Regions from separate parts of the Homo sapiens genome. Here region 2 is linked to region 1. Evidence: read pairs that join two places in POLR2A ChIA-PET (ENCODE). Cell type or tissue: Panc1. All regions are shown on one strand. Each heading gives the region's core, and the rest is flanking DNA. Links, peaks and the distances in the headings are about the cores only.

Region 1 (5,077 bases), core at 631-4,630:
CTCTAACTTAAGCAACTTTTCCATGGTCACCTAGCTAGTGGTAGAACCAAAGCGGTATAAATTTCTCAGGCTGATTCTCCACAGAAGCTCCTCTTCTATGCAAGCTAGGTTCTGGAAGGCTGTGAGCTGACTGGTTCTTAAACTCAGAGAGACATGGTTACTGTTATACCATCTTCTGGCGGCAGGTAGTTTAACATGCTTTTACTCTTAGTAGCATTTTAACCTAAGTTATTAAGTGGAGGGACTTTTATCCCCAATTCACTGTCTTTAGATTTGTGACTGAAATGGGGCATGTAGCAACTTTTATCTTGAGTCTATATTTCTTATAAATGTGAATACCCAAGAATGGGTTATATTGTTGGTTGAGGGGGAACCATACCTCACATTTTAAGTCAGATTTCTGATTTAAAGTTAAACCTTTCTCTGACCCATATACCATGTGGCTCCTTTTTTCCGTGTCCATTGTATCTACTTCTTTTTACTAGTTATATTTACTTTTTAAATCTGAATCCAGTGTTCTGATCCTCGTTTGTGGCTGATGTTATTCCTCCCTAAGAAAGTGTGACACTCCCAAGAGACTAGAAACTCTGTTTCTTATTATATACTCTTGATGTTTAATGCTTTTTGAAAATATTTTTGGCCAACTAATGAGCTATTCATGAAGTTTTCTAGTTTCTTGAGGTGAGGGTGAAGGATAGAAAAGGGAACTTGAGTGGTGATATGAAATTCTTTCTCCAAGAGTTTACTCTCAGTAGGAAGATATCAAACATTCTTAGCCAGCATATTTCCCCTAGGTCATCTCATCTGAAAGAGGGAGAAAGAATCCAGGAAGTTTTCTTCCATTCAGTATTTGTATCAGACTAGTCAATCCTTTATTTCATTCATCCCTTTAGCATTCTCTACTCATACTTGCACCTACCCAAATTCTTCAGTTAAATTGATTAGTTTTTTATGGATCTATATCTCTTTCCCTGTAGAGCCAGTAAGTAAGCAACTGGCTTTACATTGTTTAGTTAACATTAAACCTAAAGAATTAAAACAACACAAGTTTCAGATTATGAGGCAGTAGTAGATTGTATATTTATAGCTCTCTTATTGACCTATGAGATTGATTATTAAAGAGACCTGTTAGGTGAGTTTTAATGTTTTGAATGTATTGATTTGATATGATTATCTTTGTTCCTAGAGATGTTAGTTTTAATTAACTAAGTGCTTGTTTATGTGAGCCTTTCAGCCTACCTTGTACAGCTATGCTCTGTGCATGGGTAGTAGAAAATATGACAACTGAGTCCAGTTTGGGAGTGAAGAAATCACATGGATTAGTGATGACGACACTTACTCTGCCACTGGAAATGAGCACAAATAAGTCTTAGTATGAGGCAGTTAAGAGAGAAACAAAGATAGGTGGGAAAACTGACCTTGATCACCCAGCCCCAGCCAGATACCCCTCTGTGAACCTTATCATATTTATCAAATAGTGGAGGCTCTGAAGGAGGAAGCTTGGATGGCTTGAATCCATTCAATTTGAGGTAGTTTTTTTTTTTTTAATAGAAAAGGTTGTTGCAGCAGGCAGCTGTTGTCATTCATGCTGAGAACTTGAAAGAATGATTTATTAGAGTGGTGGAATGGAATGAGCAATGGAATGGGAATTGTGAGATGTGAGATCTTGTCTTGATTCTGCCAGAGCTTCATAGATGGGTCACTGATGATCTCTCTCTGTCTCAGTTTTCTCATGTGAATGAAGGGACTACAATACATGATCTCTGGGTGTGTATGTGTGTGTATACTTGTGCATGTGTGTTTGCTGAAACTTTTTTATCACAGACATATAAAACCTGCTTATCAGGGGAGCCAGGGAAGAGACTAAGAGGTAGCTGCCAATTTATTTCCCTTGGAAGGGAAATGAACATCTTTCTCCCAGATCTACAAAGAAATGGGGTGACAAGAAACTCAGAGTCCAAAGCCGAAAGAAAAGATACAATAATGGATCATCTTTTCTTTTCTTTTCTTTTTTTTTTTTGAGACGGAGTCTTGCTGTGTCGCCAGGCTGAGTGCAGTGGTGCAACCTAGGCTCACTGCAACCTCCACCTCCTGAGTTCAAGCAATTCTCTTGCCTCAGCCTCCTGAATAGCTGGGACTACAGGCGTGCGCCACCATGCCCAGCTAATTTTTGTATTTTTAGTAGAGACGGGGTTTCACCATGTTGGGCAGGATAGTCTCTTGACCTCATGATCCGCCTGCCTCAGCCTCCCAAAGGGCTGGGATTACAGGTGTGAGCCACCGCGCCCAGCCTGGATCATCTTTTCTTTGATCTTTGGAAACCTCTTCATTCTGTACTACTCCCATTCTTTTATTTCTGTGTGTGTGTGTGTGTGTGTGTGTGTGTGTGTGTGTGTGTGTCTGTGTAAAACATAAATATGTGAGGGCAGGGGGAGCTCCTGGGAGATGAAGGAAGGAGTTGCTGGATACCAGACCATGTAGCTCTTTTGTAGCAAGCCAGATTGGAGAGGAACCCACACCCAAAGTATCTGGTAATCTAAGAGTAAAGAAAGGGTGGCAGACTGGGTTCCAGGGTTCTGGTGAGAAGTGATTTAGGATCCCAGATGCCTGGAAATTGCTTTGTTCTCAGGGGCTGATCTCTTAAGTTACCTGTTCTGCGTTAGCCTCTATTACTCGTCTAAGAGAGGAGACTAGTTCTGCATGATTTCTCAGCAGGCCCAAATTCTCATTAAACCCAGCCAAGGAAAACATACTAATTTTTAAGTGCCCAATCTCATTTCCCTTAACTTGATCTTGATTTATTTTAAGCACAGATACATCTAATTTGCATGTTTTGATATTGTGCTAGTCTTTTTTTATTAGTCAATTAGAGACAAGTGTCACATTTTGTTATAACACATTTCAGACATTTGCGTAAATTTATTCTATTAGTTATAATTTAAATGAAGCTTGGTCTTGGTGACATTTTATTACAAAGAGATTTCGTGGTAATGGTATTTGTTTCAACAATTCAACAATACTGATACTATGTTTACATTTTTCAAAGCCAGCTATTATCACCGTAAAACTCAAAGGGAAGAATCATCTTATAAATGAAAAGGAAATTTTTGCTTAATGTGGTTCTTAATGACTTCAAAAAAAATGAAACAAATACTTTATACTAAAATCCAGTAAACTACTTTCTACAGAGAAGTGGTTTGAAAAGCATGTAACTATATGTGTATATAGTGAGTCCACAATTTCCAATGGGAAAACCAAAAGGATGAAAGAATTAAATGCTTATTTAAAATAGTTAATATGTTAGTTTAGCTATCCACGTACCTAAAGATGACATTTTATATGAAATAAAGGTAATAATATTGCCTTTCTTGCAACTTCAAAGTCATGAAACTATTTTATTTAATCATGTATCTTTTTTATTATACTTTAAATTCTGGGATACATGTGCAGAACGTGCAGGTTTGTTACATAGGTATACATGTGCCATGGTGGTTTGTTGCACCCATCAACCTGTCATCTACATTAGGTATTTTTCCTAATGCTCTCCCTCCCCTAGCATTAAATAAACGCCCCCGACAGGCCCTGGTGTGTGATGTTCCCCTCCCTGTGTCCATGTGTTCTCATTGTTCAACTCGCACTTATGAGTGAGAACATGTGGTGTTTGGTTTTCTGTTCCTGTGTTAGTTTGCTGAGAATGATGGTTTCAGTTTCATCCATGTCCCTGCAAAGGACATGAACTCATCCTTTTTTATGGCTGCATAGTATTCCATGTTGTATATGTGCCACATTTTCTTTATCCAGTCTATCATTGATGGGCATTTGGGTTGGTTCCAAGTCATTGTTATTGTGAATAGTGCCACAATAAACATATGTGTGTGTGTGTCTTTATAGTAGAATGATTTATAATCCTTTGGGTATATACCCAGTAATGGGATTGCTGGGTCAAATGGTATTCCATGTCTTCATCATCATTAGAATGACTTTTTAAAGTTAACATGGTTTTCGGAGTACAATGTCTTCACTGTAGTGTAAGATGTTTGAAATATCATGCTTTGGGGAAATCTCTGTATTATACTATCTCTGGATATTTATCTCAAGCTACAAGTACCCAATGGCATAACATTAGGATTGTTGAATATTTTAGTCCCATATGCTATATTTGTAGTCATAACTGACAGCTTTTCAAAGTGATCTTTAGAAGACTTGTTTTCAGTGACATCCCGCAGTTGGAATTGAGAGTTCATAGTTCCAGGAATAATTGCTCTGTGTTAAATTTTGTTGCCCCTCCCTACTTCCCTCCCTCTCTTTTGTCTTATTCATATAGGTGACCTTTATAAGCTTTGAAAAACTAGCTTTGATTGAGGTCATCTCAGACTTATATATTTTTCCCCAAACAGTATTTTGTTGTTCAAATAAATTAATGGAGAGAGCATCTTAAAATATGAGGGATTTTAGAAGTATCTGAATATAAGTTGACTCATTCTTTTCTTAGGTATAGTTTTACAGGACTGCAGTTGCCATCTTTATAATATCCACATGACTGTTCCAAGTGTAAACATATTTATCTTAAGAACTGTGTCATGCCTAAGAGCCATTCGTAGGTTGCCGCTTGTCTGTAAACTGGCCTACTTGTCCTTATGAATAATGAGGGCTGACTAAACTTGATTGAAACGTGAGGAACTTTGTGTTTGTAAAAGTTAGCAGTGTTTCTTATTTCAAGGGTTTTATGGCATTCTCTTGCTTATTCTATTAAACCTTTTATTCTTTAAACCTTACAGTGGGCCATATGTATGAAGTTTATAAAGTATTAATGATCTTCTTAACCAAAACAAGAAAAAAATTCCAAAGAGTTCCCAGTTCTCTACTGTTTTATCATCTCAAAAGTTTAAATAAGATGTTCTGCTGCCATTGTTGTTTTTACTGTTTACTATATTAGCACTTTCTCTGATGTGCTTTGGAGGTTGATTGATGAATTTCTTAGGCGTTTTGCTGGAATTAATTTATGGGTGTTTGACTAGATGGTGAAGAGTAGACTGAGAGAATCTTCAAGTGACCATGTCATTGTTTTCTTGCTGTC
Region 2 (5,077 bases), core at 498-4,497, 51 kb after region 1:
CAGGGCTGCAGTGAGCCATGATGGCACCACTGCACTCTAGCCTGGGCAAGAGAACAAGATCCTGTCTCAAAAAACAAAAAAAAGAAAGAATTGATAGTACAAAATCCAACAACAATACTGAGATGATCTAAGAAGGTTATAACAAAATGCTCTTCAGAAATACCTAAGTGCTGAGAATTTTTAGTACTAAAGAGCACAGCTGCTCAAAGTAAAGCCTGAGCAGTGTTCTCAGTAATGTATTTGAAGGAAAAATACCCTGATTTGAAACCAACAGCAGATGTTGCAAACTTTCATACCACTGCTGGCCATGGAAGCCTCTTAACAACACACTGTCATTTAAGGCTGTGCTTGTGCTTTATACAAAGAGAAAGAGGTGGTCTTAAGGGGATGCTTCCAGGGGGGTGAGTTCATGCCTCTCCTGTATTTTCCAGCAAGTGGGGTATGTGTGGTGGTTTGTTTTTTAGAGGGGCATAATAATCCAGGATTCTAAGCATATGCTCAGCTATTTTAAAGAGGAAATTAAATATTATAAAAGAAATAGTAAAGATAAGTTATCCTCACTTAGGCAAAAGCACAGGTCCTTTCCATATCAAGTTTAGCCTACCAGGGTTGTTTTTTGTTTTAACCCTGCTTAATAATGTTGGTGTTTTAGAAGTAGATACAGGCACTGCTCTGAAAACCTGGCTAGCCAAGGATATTCTCAGAATGTTATCACCTGTTTGTCAAAGCTTGTTTAAATTATAAAACACTTTTAATTATATATATGAGGCAAAAGAACTAAGACTTTTTTCAAACTAAATTAGAAAGGAGTGTCATTATTTGACTGTTAAACCAAAATATTTTTGGTGGGTCTTTTTATGGAAGTTTAAAGAAAGGACATCATCATAGATATGATCTAACAGTATTTCTAACTATATTTGATCATTAAAAGCCTCTTGGAATTTGAAGCGTGACGTGTTTCTAATGCCCCTTGAGAGGTGAAAAATACCACATAATGATCAGTATGCTGTGCCAGCTTCATTTGGGGAGAAATAACTAGTAGAAAGTTCTGGGTGTGAGGTGTACAGCAGTCTAGGTGGCATAGTGATGAAGAAAGGGATCAGAGTCTGACTGTCACTCAGAATCCTGGGCTCAGTTGCTTGACAACCTTGGGAAAATTGTTTTATCTTTGTGCGTCTGTTTGCTGATCTTCAGCGTGGGAATAATAACAGTACCTACTTGAAAGGATCATTGTGCGGATTAAAAGAAATAATATATGTAAAGCACTTTAACACAGCACCAGGCCCACGGAAAGTGGCTAATGTTAGCTACTATGAATGGTGCCAGTGAAGACACTGAAAAATAAGTGATTTCAGTAACCTTCTGGAAAGCTATCAGTTTCAAATAATATTTTCTCTGTAGTATGAGATGAAATTAAAAGTGGATAGCTTTCAGGAAAGATAAAGAGAACATGCTTAGAATGTAAGCTAAACAGATTTTTTCTGTTGCTCTTTGAAAACTATGAGCCCTGGCCAGCTTAACCTGGTCTGAGGTGAGACTAAACACAAAAACAGTAGATAAATCTCTCCCTAAAAGATGGATTCCCCCACATACCCATGCTACTAGTTTCTCTGTCTATTCACACATATGTACAAATACATGAACACAGCCTGTCTGTGCTCAGACATAGAGAAGTACTACCTGACTTGAGTCAATGCACCCAAGAAGAAAAGCTTGGAGTAGAGCAGAAGGGAGGGCTTGGGACTCCTGTCTTTCCAGCATGCCCTGGGGTGCAGTGGTCAGCCACCTGAAGAGAGAGCCAATAGCATGGGGTTTACAAGGCAAAGATAGTCATTCATTCAACACATATTCATAGAGCTCCTTCTCTGTGCCAGACACTGTTCTGGAAGATAGCTAGATGAAAATCTTTGCACTCACAGAGCTTACATGCCAGTGAGTGAAGATCGATGATAAATAAAGCAAATGCATCATATGTTCACATTTGATAAGTATATGCCAAAAAATGAAGCCGGGAAGGAGGACAAGGCCCATGGGTGGGTGTTGAGGTTTTTAAAGTGTGGTCAGGAAAGGCCCCACTGATAAGGTAACATTTGAGCAAGTCTGAAAAAGGCAAGGGGATCTTTGGGGCTAACTTCGGGATCCCTGCACTTTATGTAAGAATGTAAACCTGGAGTCTCATTTAAGAATGATCAGCAATACGTTTAGAACATATGAACTGAATGAAATGGACATTTTTTCTTAATTTATGTATAAATCCATATGATTATACATAAAGTTCTGATGCATTAATAAAAGCAGCCAAATAGGGCCAAAGAGAAAAATAACAGGACTCTGTACTGGACCTAACTTTATCATTAATTAGGTAATATTTTCCTCATTTCTTTACTGCTGCCATTTTCCTCACCAGTATTCCAGAGATGGTCATAGCTCATTACTCTACCACCAAGAACCTAAAAGGAATTAGAATACAGCAGAATTGGCCTCAGTGAAGAGCTTAAAATTGTTCTCCTCGTAGAACTGGACTATTGATCATTACCACGTGACGTTGGCTCTATTACTTTCTGTTCCCAATGTCCTTCTAGTGGTTTGAAAATGTTAAAACATCCCTAAAATCTAAATCATATAATCAGAATTCTATAGTGTCCCACTCTATCTGTAAAGATCATTTGGAAGACTTTAGACTCTATTAATTTTAAAAGGAATATTTATTAGCCATATGCAGAATTTCTAATGATGATATTGTACAGCTTCTAATTCACTTTTCAGATCAGTGTTTGAAATGGCAATTATCAGTGTTGGATTTAGTTCCAACTACTTGATTTACAAAAATGTACATTTAGAGGTTAAAAGAAACAGTGAGAAATGTAAACATTCAAAATGATAATTGAATCTCTCAGTTGTGGGAATAATTATCAGAGACATGCAACTGAAAATGTCTCACCTTTCATCTTTTTTTCTTAATTCATAAAGTTATCTTGTAGAATTTGATGAGACCCTCCCTAGTCATTCTCAACTGGGGCGGTGCTGTCACCGAATGGTGTTTGAGAGTGTTGGGGCTAGGGCACATTTTTGGTTGTCACAGCAACTGGGGTGGCATTTGCTGCCCAGTGCCAGGAATAGTAACATTATGAATGCCAGGGACAGTGTGCTCAGTAAAGTCTTCCATCCAAAAGGGGCAGGGCACGGTGGCTCACGCCTGTAATCCCAGCACTTTGGGAGGCCAAGGTGGGCGGATCACCTGATGTCAGGGGTTCGAGACCAGCCTGGCCAACATGGTGAAACCCTGTTGCTACTAAAAATACAAAAATTGGCTGGGTGTGGTGTCACATGCCAGTAACCCCAGCTACTAGGGAGGCTGAGGCAGGAGAATCACTTGAACCCGGGAGGCAGAGGTTGCAGTGAGCTGAGATTGCACCACTACACTCCAGCCTGGATGACAGAGTGAGACTTCATCTCAAAAAAAAAAAAAAACAAAAAAAAACAACCCGGTAGCATTGTCCCTTCCCCACTGACAAACTTATCAAATCCAGAAGCTTTAGAGTTTCGTCTCTAATTATTTTTCTCCTGAACAAAATTACCCAAGTCAAAACAAAATGTATTTTTAGAATTACGGCAGCATACGACCTGAATTTTGTGAGTTTCGTGGCTTTATCTTAAATCACCATTTCCCTAAAAATGGTTTCTTTCTCCTTAGAAATGCTGGTGGCAACTTGATGAAACAGCCAAATGCACCAGGGCAGGTCACTTTCCCATTACACTGATTCCACAATTAAAAAAAAAAAAGAAAAAAAACTCATTGAGATAGCTACAGTTCTATAGGTTAATTTAAAGCCTCCTTTTTCTACTCATTTTTGAAAGCAAAATTACATTTTACTATTTTACATAACCAGTGAAAAGACGTTGAAAGCCTACAGCTCACTGTTTTTGGTGCTCTGGAAATGTTGAGGGTGGGTTTTTAACCAGTGATTTTTAACGTGCAGTGAATTTGTTAGACTTTTAAACACCAGCTAAGGTAGTCAAACTTGATCCCCATTAAAAATCAAGGAATTAGGGGTCGGGGGAGGGTTTAGGAGTGATCCAGAATGACCTCCCAGAATTACTGTGCGTACAACTTTATTTTTCAGAGTTTTCATTGGAATGGTAAGAGTTTTATGAAAGACAGTTTTAAAACTTATTCTGAGTTAAATATTAATACTTTAAAAAATTATTGTACTAGACTTATTGCAGCCTTTTGAAAGTAGCAGAGTTTCATCATACCACATATATAACAGAGCATAAATTTTCTATAATCAGGCACCTTTTGCTGCTTTTGAGTAAGACTGTTTTCCTGTTTAAGTGTTAAGCATCGCCAGACATAAAAATCTATTCTCTCCTCTCGATTGTAGCATAGCCTGACAGCTCTAGATACAGCATTTCTATGATGAAAAATGAGTATCCATCAGGAAATCTAGAAGACTAGCCGTGTTTTCTCAGACTCCACCTTTGTTTGCACTCTGTTGCCTGTGAGGAGCTTTCTGGCATGTGATTATTTACTTCAAAACTAGAGTTCCAAGCACCTACATTAATTATTTTATATTGTGTGCAGAATAGTATATCTTTTAATGTCAGATATGATACACTGCACATATTGCTTTTGCACTCTTAAAATTTTTGTACTAAATAATAGAAAATATTTATATTCTTTGAGTGTGAGCTTTGAATAGATGGCATTATCACTTTATTGTTTTTTTAACAAAAACTTTTTCTCAATTATTCTATTGCAATGTTATTCTGAGCAAGTCCTATGCCAAATATCTTGTATAATGTTTGTATGGAAGATTAAATTTTACTCTTGTGTGGTAAGACTATTTCAGTTACTGATTTTATAGTTGGAATTTGATATTCCAGCACAAAGTCCACAGTGTATTCAGAAATCCAAGTTGGTGTCATACATTTCATTTTGATGTGAACTTTTCTTTGCTTTCCTTTGTTCTAAGACTCCATTTTGCAATAAACGTTTTGACAGTAAATCCCTTTGTTACGTGTTGCTGTGTATATAAGATCCCTGTTAGATTGGATTCCCAACATCCTTTGAAGG

Evidence for each region. ChIA-PET counts read pairs that join two places held together with the same protein. Peaks named below come from ENCODE experiments on the same cell type or tissue, not always from the same donor. Only the 100,000 strongest peaks of a DNase experiment are listed, where the experiment ranks them.
Region 2: POLR2A ChIA-PET joins it to region 1 with 5 read pairs; 5 of 35 experiments call an interaction of 5 or more read pairs at or near these places.

Annotation. Positions count from the first base shown.
Region 1 is chr2:173,170,798-173,175,874 of GRCh38, forward strand. The region is part of intron 3 of MAP3K20 (mitogen-activated protein kinase kinase kinase 20); the gene reads left to right. Among named protein-coding and RNA genes, the nearest start is that of MAP3K20, 97 kb to the left of the region's middle. In Panc1, for the core only: no CTCF peak of the experiment used is centred there; no DNase peak of the experiment used is centred there; H3K27ac peaks cover 3,670 bases.
Region 2 is chr2:173,222,138-173,227,214 of GRCh38, forward strand. The region is part of intron 11 of MAP3K20 (mitogen-activated protein kinase kinase kinase 20); the gene reads left to right. The region is part of intron 2 of MAP3K20-AS1 (MAP3K20 antisense RNA 1); the gene reads right to left. Among named protein-coding and RNA genes, the nearest start is that of MAP3K20-AS1, 57 kb to the right of the region's middle. RefSeq lists an enhancer at 1-84. In Panc1, for the core only: no CTCF peak of the experiment used is centred there; no DNase peak of the experiment used is centred there; H3K27ac peaks cover 1,415 bases.